Linked DNA regions of Mus musculus: regions 1 and 2 are each linked to region 3. The links are chromatin contacts, found by Hi-C or POLR2A ChIA-PET in ENCODE. All regions are on one chromosome and are shown on one strand. The core of a region is the stretch at or near the end of the contact, and the rest is flanking DNA. Distances in the headings are between cores, read along the strand shown.

The links. Hi-C counts contacts between places; a loop is a spot of excess contacts on that map. ChIA-PET counts read pairs that join two places held with the same protein, here RNA polymerase II (POLR2A).
Region 1: a map of left cerebral cortex shows a loop between it and region 3 (4-fold over the local background). The contact joins the promoter of Banf1 here to the promoter of Pcnx3 in region 3. A Hi-C loop is called at or near these places in 1 of 37 maps with a recorded cell type or tissue (left cerebral cortex). POLR2A ChIA-PET finds 5 or more read pairs at or near these places in 2 of 5 experiments (Patski and embryonic stem cell).
Region 2: a map of heart shows a loop between it and region 3 (2.2-fold over the local background). The contact joins the promoter of D330050I16Rik here to the promoter of Pcnx3 in region 3. A Hi-C loop is called at or near these places in 1 of 37 maps with a recorded cell type or tissue (heart). POLR2A ChIA-PET finds 5 or more read pairs at or near these places in 1 of 5 experiments (embryonic stem cell).

Annotation. Positions count from the first base shown.
Region 1 is chr19:5,365,600-5,368,299 of GRCm38, forward strand. It overlaps Banf1 (BAF nuclear assembly factor 1), which reads right to left and starts at 1,277. Exons shown (of 3, transcript NM_011793.3): 1 at 969-1,277; 2 at 219-357. The coding sequence starts at 341. It overlaps Eif1ad (eukaryotic translation initiation factor 1A domain containing), which reads left to right and starts at 1,214. Exons shown (of 6, transcript NM_027236.2): 1 at 1,214-1,611; 2 at 2,459-2,677. The coding sequence starts at 2,591.
Region 2 is chr19:5,386,721-5,389,594 of GRCm38, forward strand. D330050I16Rik (RIKEN cDNA D330050I16 gene) reads left to right here and starts at 1,616. Exons shown (of 1, transcript NR_033224.1): 1 at 1,616-2,874. Sart1 (squamous cell carcinoma antigen recognized by T cells 1) reads right to left here and starts at 1,983. Exons shown (of 20, transcript NM_016882.3): 1 at 1,595-1,983. The coding sequence starts at 1,907.
Region 3 is chr19:5,687,411-5,690,312 of GRCm38, forward strand. It overlaps Pcnx3 (pecanex homolog 3), which reads right to left and starts at 1,498. Exons shown (of 35, transcript NM_144868.3): 1 at 587-1,498; 2 at 41-228. The coding sequence starts at 739. It overlaps Map3k11 (mitogen-activated protein kinase kinase kinase 11), which reads left to right and starts at 1,721. Exons shown (of 12, transcript NM_022012.3): 1 at 1,721-1,856; 2 at 2,067-2,102; 3 at 2,279-2,902. The coding sequence starts at 2,837.

The DNA.
Region 1 (2,700 bases), core at 27-2,526, 320 kb before region 3:
GTGATATTTAAAACACACAAAAGGGCAGGGGACAGTGAGCCACACCTTTAATCCTAGCACTGAGAAGCCCTGTCTCAACAAAACACAAAAATGAAGGAGGCACCATGCCTCCCCAGGTACCCCCCAAACATGTGTGGGCCTCACTCCCAATCTGCGTGGTACCACCTGTTGCCAACCTTCGCTCCTACCCCTCCCTGGCATTTGCAGCCCCCCCACACCTTGTCAAAGCCCCTTTCCTCCAGCCTCTTGCTCAGGACGTCACCAATCCCGGCCAGGCTCCCCACTGGCTTTTCCCCCATGGGCTCTGCCACGAAGTCTCGGTGCTTTTGGGAGGTTGTCATCGTGATCAGGCTTAACCTGGGAATCCCCCCCGCCAAAAAAAAAAAAAAAAAAAAAAGAAAAGTAGGTTAGGGCTGAAGACCACAAGTCCCAAGGGCAATATCCTACCACAGCTACTGTGGCTGCTCCCTTGAGTCCCCCCAACCCATCCCCGGCTATTCGGAAATTTCCACTTTCCGTGGGTCCTGGTTTTGGGTATATTGGATATATCAGCTTGCACTAGCTGGTGGCGCACCTAAGGCAACAGAGCGACTCCCAGACTCAGTAGTCAAGGTCCGCCCTGAAGCCCTCACAGCCCGCGACCCTGGCTACACAGACACTGACCCCGTTGGGAACTAACACGTGGTAGGAACAGCACGCGGCTCTCGCCAGCCTCGCCGCCCTCACTCGGGCTGCCGGCCTCTTCCACGCCTCTCAGGTCCCGCAGGCCCCGCCCTGAGGCCCCGCCCCGCTCCGAGCGCCCCGCCCCCTCCACGCGCCGCCACCCGGACACACCGCGCATCGCCCCTCCCGCAGACTCGGGCTGCCCCGCTGCAAAGGCGCGCCTCCGCGATGGATTCCCCTCCCTCCCGCCTCTGCGCGCCGCCACCGCACGCCAGCCGGAGCACCACTCCGCTTCTCACGCTCACCGGAGGCTCCGGCTCTGGTAACGGCTCCTCGCGCCACTCGGCCGCTCCCGCCCAGACCTCAAGCTACGAGACGGTTCCTCGACTTCCGCTTCCGGGTCGTTTTATGCGCGACCTTCAAAACTAATCCCCAAACTGGGCAGGTCTAGCTACCCGGAGCCATAGAGTTGACGCGCAATCGCCAGCCGCGGCGCCCACGGGGGTCGCTGTTTTCCGGTTCCTCTCAAGAAGCCATCCGGCTTTCGATGGCTTTTGTTTCTCCAGCGGCCCTTCCGGTCTGTGGGATCGAGACCTCCGAGGAGAATGCGTTTTCCTGCCCCGCACTCGGAACTTAGGCTTGCCTCACTTGATGGAGGGAAGAGTTAAAGGGACGGACGAAGAGGGGGCGGGAAATCCGGAGGACCTCTGAGCGCCCCGGAATCGCAATTCCCGGCGCGGTTTCCTCAGGTCTGTCACCTCAGACCGGCAGACGGGAGGGAGGAACAACGGAGGATTGGGGCCGAGCGTCCAGACCGGCGTTACCGTCGGGGCCACCTGCAGGTCACAGTTGTTTGCTCTTTGGTCCCTCGCTGTCGAGGCGCGTCGTGGACGAGCTACTGTCGCCGTCAACCTGGAAAGCGGAGCGTGCTGGTGTGGCGCCGAGCGGGTGAGTTCCGTGGGCAGCTCTCGTGCTGGGCGCCGCGTCGGTCGCTCCGTGCCTGGGATGTGTCGGGAGGCCGTCGTTGTGTGGCTCTCCTGCCTTGGGTGTTGAAGCCTGTGGCGGAACGCAGCTCACCTTAGATTTCGCTCAGAGAGCTTGGCGGGATGACCGATCGGCCTGGGAGGGGGAGGCGTCGCCGTCCTAACAGGACTGAGACGTAGGACTCAGGGCTTGCCCTGTGCTGGGTAGTTTCCGTGATCTCGCCGATTTACTTAGTTTTTCTTTGTTATTGAGAGGGCCGGCCCCGTGCTCCGTGGGTTGGGATTAGTGTTGAGATCGAAGGCTTGAGCCACCCTGACGTCTCAGCTGACACTATAAAACCTGTGTTTCCTGGTTTGGTTTGTTTTTTTTTTAAAGATGTCCCCCATGGGTGGTGTTGTGAGTGCCCTCGGAAGCCAGAAGAGGGCGGTGGATGCCCTTGAATTGGAGTTAAAGGTGGTTGTGAACCATCTGATGTGGGTGCTGGCTCATAGGACATCTCCCTGGCCCTTGAAGGTCCTGCTTGTTTGTTTTTGGTTTACGGTCTCCCTATGTAGACTAGGTTGGCCCAGGACTCAACAAATTTCTGCCTACCTCTCCCTCCCAAGTGCTAAGAATAAAGATATACACCAGCACCTGGCTAAGTCTGTGATTTGTCTTTCAATGATTTCATTCATGTTTTATGTGTATTAGTGTTTTTACCTGCATGTGTGTCTCAAAAGAGGGCGTTGAATCCCCTGTGGCTGGAAACCATACCTGGTTCTCTGCCAGAGCAGCAAGTCCTGCTGTCCCCTAAAGTGCATGTTTTTAACAGGGCGAGGTGGCACTTTTTCGTATAAGGCTGCTTCTCTTGAAAGCAGTCCTGGCTTCTAAGGCTGGCATCCAAATAATTCTGGAAGAAGAACTGACAGTCTGTGCACCCTAACAACCCTGGACAGAAACCAGCATGTCTCAGGCCAGCAAGAGGAAGCATGTGGTGCAGGAGGTGCTGGGGGAGCACATGGTGCCTTCTGACCACCAGCAAATAGTGAAAGTGAGTGCCGCCTGTCTCGGGCT
Region 2 (2,874 bases), core at 366-2,865, 300 kb before region 3:
GGGCTCTCCCTATATAAATGCAGGGCTGACTATTGAACTTTGAGCCGTGCAGAAACGTTTGTCTTGGCTTCATCCTTCTCTCGCACCCAGTCCTTTTCATTTCCAGCCCCCCTTTCAGGGTAACCCAGCTCATCCATGGCTGCTGAACAGGTACATGTACATAAACAAGAACATAAATAAGCAGGCATGCACCCTGGACCTGCTCTACCCATCCCACAAACAGAAGAGAACTTCAACAAACACCATACAGAGGAAGATGCATCAAATTTAGCTCCCCCAACCAGGCCCTACCAGGAGGGCATCTTCTCAAAAATCTCTGCCGTATTCAACCACTGCAGTCACTCTCTTCTTTAACCCAACAGTCCCTTTCTCTGCCTTGGCACCACTCCACTTTCTGTGGGAACTGTCAAGTCCCAAGTCTCCCTTTTTCCAACTAGCAGATTACTTTCAAGAAAATTTCTGATCTGGAGACTGGAGAGATGTCTCAGGGGATAAGAGCACTTGCTGTTCTTACAGAGGACCCAAATTTGGTTCTCAGAATCCATATGGCAACTCACAGCCATCTAATTCAGTTCCAGGGGATCCGATGCCTTCTTCTGACCTCTGCTGGCACGGGCACATGAGGGTAAAATACTCAAATGCATTAACATAAAAACAATCCTTTGTTTAAAAGATTAATGTCCTGTGGTGGATCACACTTCAGCAATGCTCTCTTTGCATAGATCCTATGGGCAGACTGTGGGTTCCTGCCACTGGCTACTATTTATGCTCCTCAACATGTTCCTCTGCCCACAACTGAACTACTGGAATTTAGCAGGTTCTATGCCTGACTCTCGTTCTCATTCCACATGTTCTAAGGCACTTCTTTGGTTTCCTGAATACACACCAGCCCAAAGTCACTCTATCTCACTTAAACTGTAAGGTTTCCCATATACACCAAACATAAAGTTCTCCCAAAACTGTGTCATTCTCCCCTGCCTCAAATCTGCTTCTCTTCTAAACTCAGTTCCAACAGATGACACCTCCATTCACCAGGCCAATCAGACCGAATTCCTATTCAATCTGTCCACTTCTCTCCGGCCCGCTGCATAGAGAAACATGCATACTATTAGCCCTCACCTGGTTGCTTGGACCTCCCTCCCGATCTCTTGATCTCTGGTCCTACGTTTGACAAGCTCTCAACCCACTGATCTTCATAAAATATCATGCAATTCAAGTCACTTGCTTACTCAAATCCTTGGCTCCCTACCATCCTCATAACAAAGCCCAAACTTCTCAACAGGGCTTACAGCGCTGGTTCAGACCCAAGCCTATCTTACTGCTTCATGTCTCCGCTATGAGCTATTGGTCGATTGTCTGTACACGCTCGTCCCACCTCATTCACCCACCCAATGCATTGCTGTGAAGTGCCAGGAAGACAGGGAAGGCAGGAAGACTCCTGTCTTCTTAAAGCTTAACGTGGAGACGTCAACGTTTAACCCCAAACACCCGGAGGACGTCTTTAACCCGAGAGGCAGATGGCCCTCGAGGTCCTCCCGTACCCTCCGTCCTGGGCATCCCAAGACCCTGCCCCGCCCCCGGGCCCCGCCCTCACCGGCCTCGTAGCCGTCATCGCGTTTCTCCCGCTTCACGCGCCGCTCCGAGGGCTCCGCTTGGCTTCGTTCGCGACCGTGCGCGCCGCTGCGGGCCTCGGCTTCCGCCCCACGCCGCCCGCTCCCGCGCTCACTCCCACGCTCCCGGCTCCGCTTCCGTCGTTCGCCGCCGCTGCTGCCGCCGCCGCTGCTCCGGTGCTTGTGTTTCTTATGCTCGCGATGCCGTGGCGGCTGCTCGGTCGTGCCCCCAGTCCCGGCCGCAGCCGTCGTCCCGGCCGCCTCCTTCTCGCCACGGTGCTTCTTTGACGACCCCATGATTATTGCGTCCGCCTGGAGCCGGGCCGCTACCCTAGCCCAGACGACGCGAAATGGGAACGCTTCCGGGTCGCGCGACCGCCCCGTTCCTGTTGCCGGAAACTAAGAGGGGCTGTTTCCGGGGCCTGCCTGGGAACCTCCAAAGGCTCACGGGAGGGACTGATTGAGGGTGCGCGGTCCCGCCTGCCAGCTACTGGTCTCTGCGCACGCGCACCTGTAGAGACTGCGCCGTCCACCCTCTCGCGCCATCTAAGATGGTAGTCGTAGAGCCGTAAGAACTTTAGCATGGTACTGGGTCATCATCTCCGGAGCTAGAAGTTTCCCCTGCCTCCTTCCCCTTCCACTCTGATCGCTTCGTGGTGCTCTGTGCCTCAAGTCTCTCTGTGGGCAGCCCCCTCTCCAGTGACTGTCCAAGCAAGCTCCCTAGTGCCGGGGCTCCATCCAGAGTTGGAAAATACTCTTTCTTTTAGCGAACGCTACCGTCATCCTATGTCCCCTAGACTGATGGATTGGACCGTTTTATTATTATTTTTTAGACAGGGGTTTTCTCTGTCCTGGAACTCACTCTGTAGACCAGGCTGGCCTCGAACTCAGAAATCCGCCTGCCTCTGCCTCCCAGGTGCTGGGATTAAAGGCGTGCGCCACCACCGCCCAGCTGGATTGGACCTTTTTAACTAGGCTTTGGAGTGCTCTTTGAATTTGTGCCTATAAACCTGGTGATACTGAGTGATGGTTTGTTTCTAGTTTTCTTTTTTTGTAAAGGTAGGTCTAGTACTTGTTACTTACCCCTGGCTGTCTTCAAACCCACCACAGTCCCTCTGTCAGCCTCTCGTGTGCATGGCCACTCCAGGCTTGAGTGCAAATTCGGCACATTTGTGCATGTATATGCTTTCCCTCCTTTTTTTGTTTTTCCCGTTCTGTCTAGCCTGTTAACTATGTAGCCCAGGCTGGGATTACATGCTTTTCT
Region 3 (2,902 bases), core at 248-2,747:
AGAGAAAGGACAATCCCTGACACAGCCCACAGCCACTCACCTTGGGAGACTGCTCTCCCCCTGGGCAGCCTCTTCTTCCTGCTCCCCCATGGTAGAGTTGCGTTTCTCCACAATCTCGCCCTGGTCGAACATGGCATGCAGGCGATAGTTCACAGTCTTGATGGTAGCAAAGATGACAGCTACCACCAGGCAGTACACTCCAGCCACCATCAGGCTGGGGGGCAGGACCTGGAGATGACAGTTAAGTTGGATCCTTTCTCACAAAACCCTTGCTCCCTTGAGGGTGTACCTGCCACCACTGTAAAGAACTAGGATTCATCGGTTTACAAAACTTCATCACCCCTTCATGCAACAGTACAAAGAGCCCTGTTAGGGGTAGCCCTCTGTTTAACCGGGTAGATTAAATGAGGCGCTCAAGGTCACTCCATGCAGAAAAGACTTGGTCTTTCCTCTATATAAAACCAAAGTAAACTCTACAGTGAACTCTACAGTGACTCGCTTCACTCCACGCCCCAGGACTCAAGATGCCCATCCCTCCAGACTACACTCCCTCTCGCCATAGTTACAGGTGGTGGCAGCCTCTCACCATGTACAGCAAGAAGGGAAAGATGAGCAAGAAGATCCAGACATAGAGATGGAAGCAGTTGGAGAAGGTGCTCTGATGCGGATCGAAGAACCATCCCCCAGTGAGCGAGGCCCACACCCCCTGGCGCAGGATCTGCAACACCTGAGACCCCATGGCCCAGCCGCTGCTGCGCACGCCCTCCTCCCGGGACCCTCATGGGGGCGGCCCCCGGCCCATGCCCCGCTGGCGCCCGAGGGTCCCGGGGTCCGACTTAGATTTCACGCCATGGCCTCCCCCAGACGGGGGAGGGGATTGGTAGGGTGAGGGCACAGGCAGGGGGCGGGGCCGGCCCAGGCAGTCAGCGGATCAGGCCGGGATACTGGGGTGGGACTGCATCAGAGGCGGGGCCTGGGCCCCCTCCGGTGGCCCAGAACTGTTGTAAAGCGCCGAGCCTGAAAGCAGGCGCAGGGCAAGGGCTGGGCACCCGTCGGCGGCATCCAGAGGTGGGCGTGGAATAGGTGCTCTCGGAGTGCCAGTGATAGGTCCCTTGGCTCCGGACCGGAGAAATCCTTGGGACCCTGAGGTCCACTTCCGGGGTCGCAGGTCACTCGCTTGGGGCTCTGCGTTCGCCCCGCTTCTACCGGTGCCGGCGCAAAGGGGAGGCCGGAAGAAGGAGCCGCGAGCTGCCAGCCTGCACTGGCGCATGCGCCCGTTAGAACCTGTTGGGACCCGGAAAAGGAAAACCTGGCGGCAGAAGTGCGCAAGCGCGGAGAAGTAGCGAAGTGACGGGATGCAGAGGTATCTTAGGCGCGCGCGCAGTCAAATTCTAGAGCCACCAAAATATGGGACGGCCGGGTGAGTCGCCATTGGGTAACGACTTGATGACTGGCGCAAAGCTTTTCCAATGCGTTACAGGAGGCGGGGAAAAGCTGGAGAATGGGACTCCTCACGGCTACTTCCAGTTTGCGTTACCGGGTCACACCCCCGACTTGGGCCGCCTCTCCTTAGTGCGAGACCGTAAATCATGGTTGTCGCTTGGCTTACGCCTCTACTTCCGGGTCAGAGCTTAGCCGAAGCAGAGAGTGATCCTGATCAGGCCTGAGTAGTCGAACAGGATGACATAGGCTTTCTTAAAGTAACAGACACAGGACAAGTGATGAACTAACGAAGAGGTTGTTGAAGGCCCTTCAACTCTGAATCTAATCCCGGGCAAAGTTCTGAACGACAGTTTCAGGTTTTTGCCTCTCGGGTGAAAGGAAGATAATTTTAAATGGTTCCAAGAGCTTCAAGTGTAAGCCGATTTTGAAGTCCCAAACTTCTCTGTTCACATCCCCCTCTAGCACTGAAAAGCAGGGTATCTTGTTATTTCATATATGGAAAGAACGAATCTTAAAGAGCTCTGCAACTTCGTAGCCAAGACCAGATTTTGGTTTTGAGGCAATCACAAGGGTGATTTGGCTGATGAGAATTCAGACACAAGGATTCTTCTCTGTCTTTGCAGAGATCCACTTCGACCGTGAGCAGAGGAGCACCTAACGTAAGGCTTAGAGTTGTGCCGGTGTGTTTGGGGGCGGGGGAGGCGGGAGGAACTACCTGGCCCGCCTTCTACCTCTCTTGGCCAACCTCCCCGGGAACTCCCGTGCACAGCTGCCGGGAGCCTCCGGGAGGGGAGCGGTGCAACCCGCCCACGTCATCTGATGCTGTTTCCTGCAGGAGGGAGAAGAGCGGAAAAAAGTGAAACTCCACCCTCCACCTCTGCCTCCCGCCCCCGGGGCCAAAGTACAAAGGGAGGAGGAAGAAGGGACCGGGGTCGGAGCTGTCGGGGCCCAAGGCACTAGCCCAAGAAGAGGTAGCTTCGGCTCAACTGGGGACTTTCTCTTACCTCTTGTGCCTGGAGACAACAACCAGAGTCCGGGCGCTGACCCTGGCAGGCCCCACCTTACGGTAGGCGGGCGCTGAAGCCAGGTTCCCAGGACTACTTCGGAACTGAGGGACTCTGCTGCTCCAATTCAGCCATGGTGAGGCGCCGGAGGCCAGTGGGCCCCACCCCTCCAGCCTGACCACACTGCCCTTGGTGCCCTCCTCCAAAAGCCCGAGATGCGGGGGGCCGGGAGGCGACACTCCTGGCTCCCCAGAGAGGCGTGGGTCTGGGGCTGAGGGCCAGGGCCCGGATGCCCAGGTTCCGGCTCTAGGGCCTCACAAGCCAGCGGGGGTGGATACCACGGGCACCCGAAGAAGGTCCCCCACACATTCCAACGCCGGCTCCCTGCCATGGAGCCCTTGAAGAACCTCTTCCTCAAGAGCCCGCTGGGGTCATGGAACGGCAGTGGCAGTGGG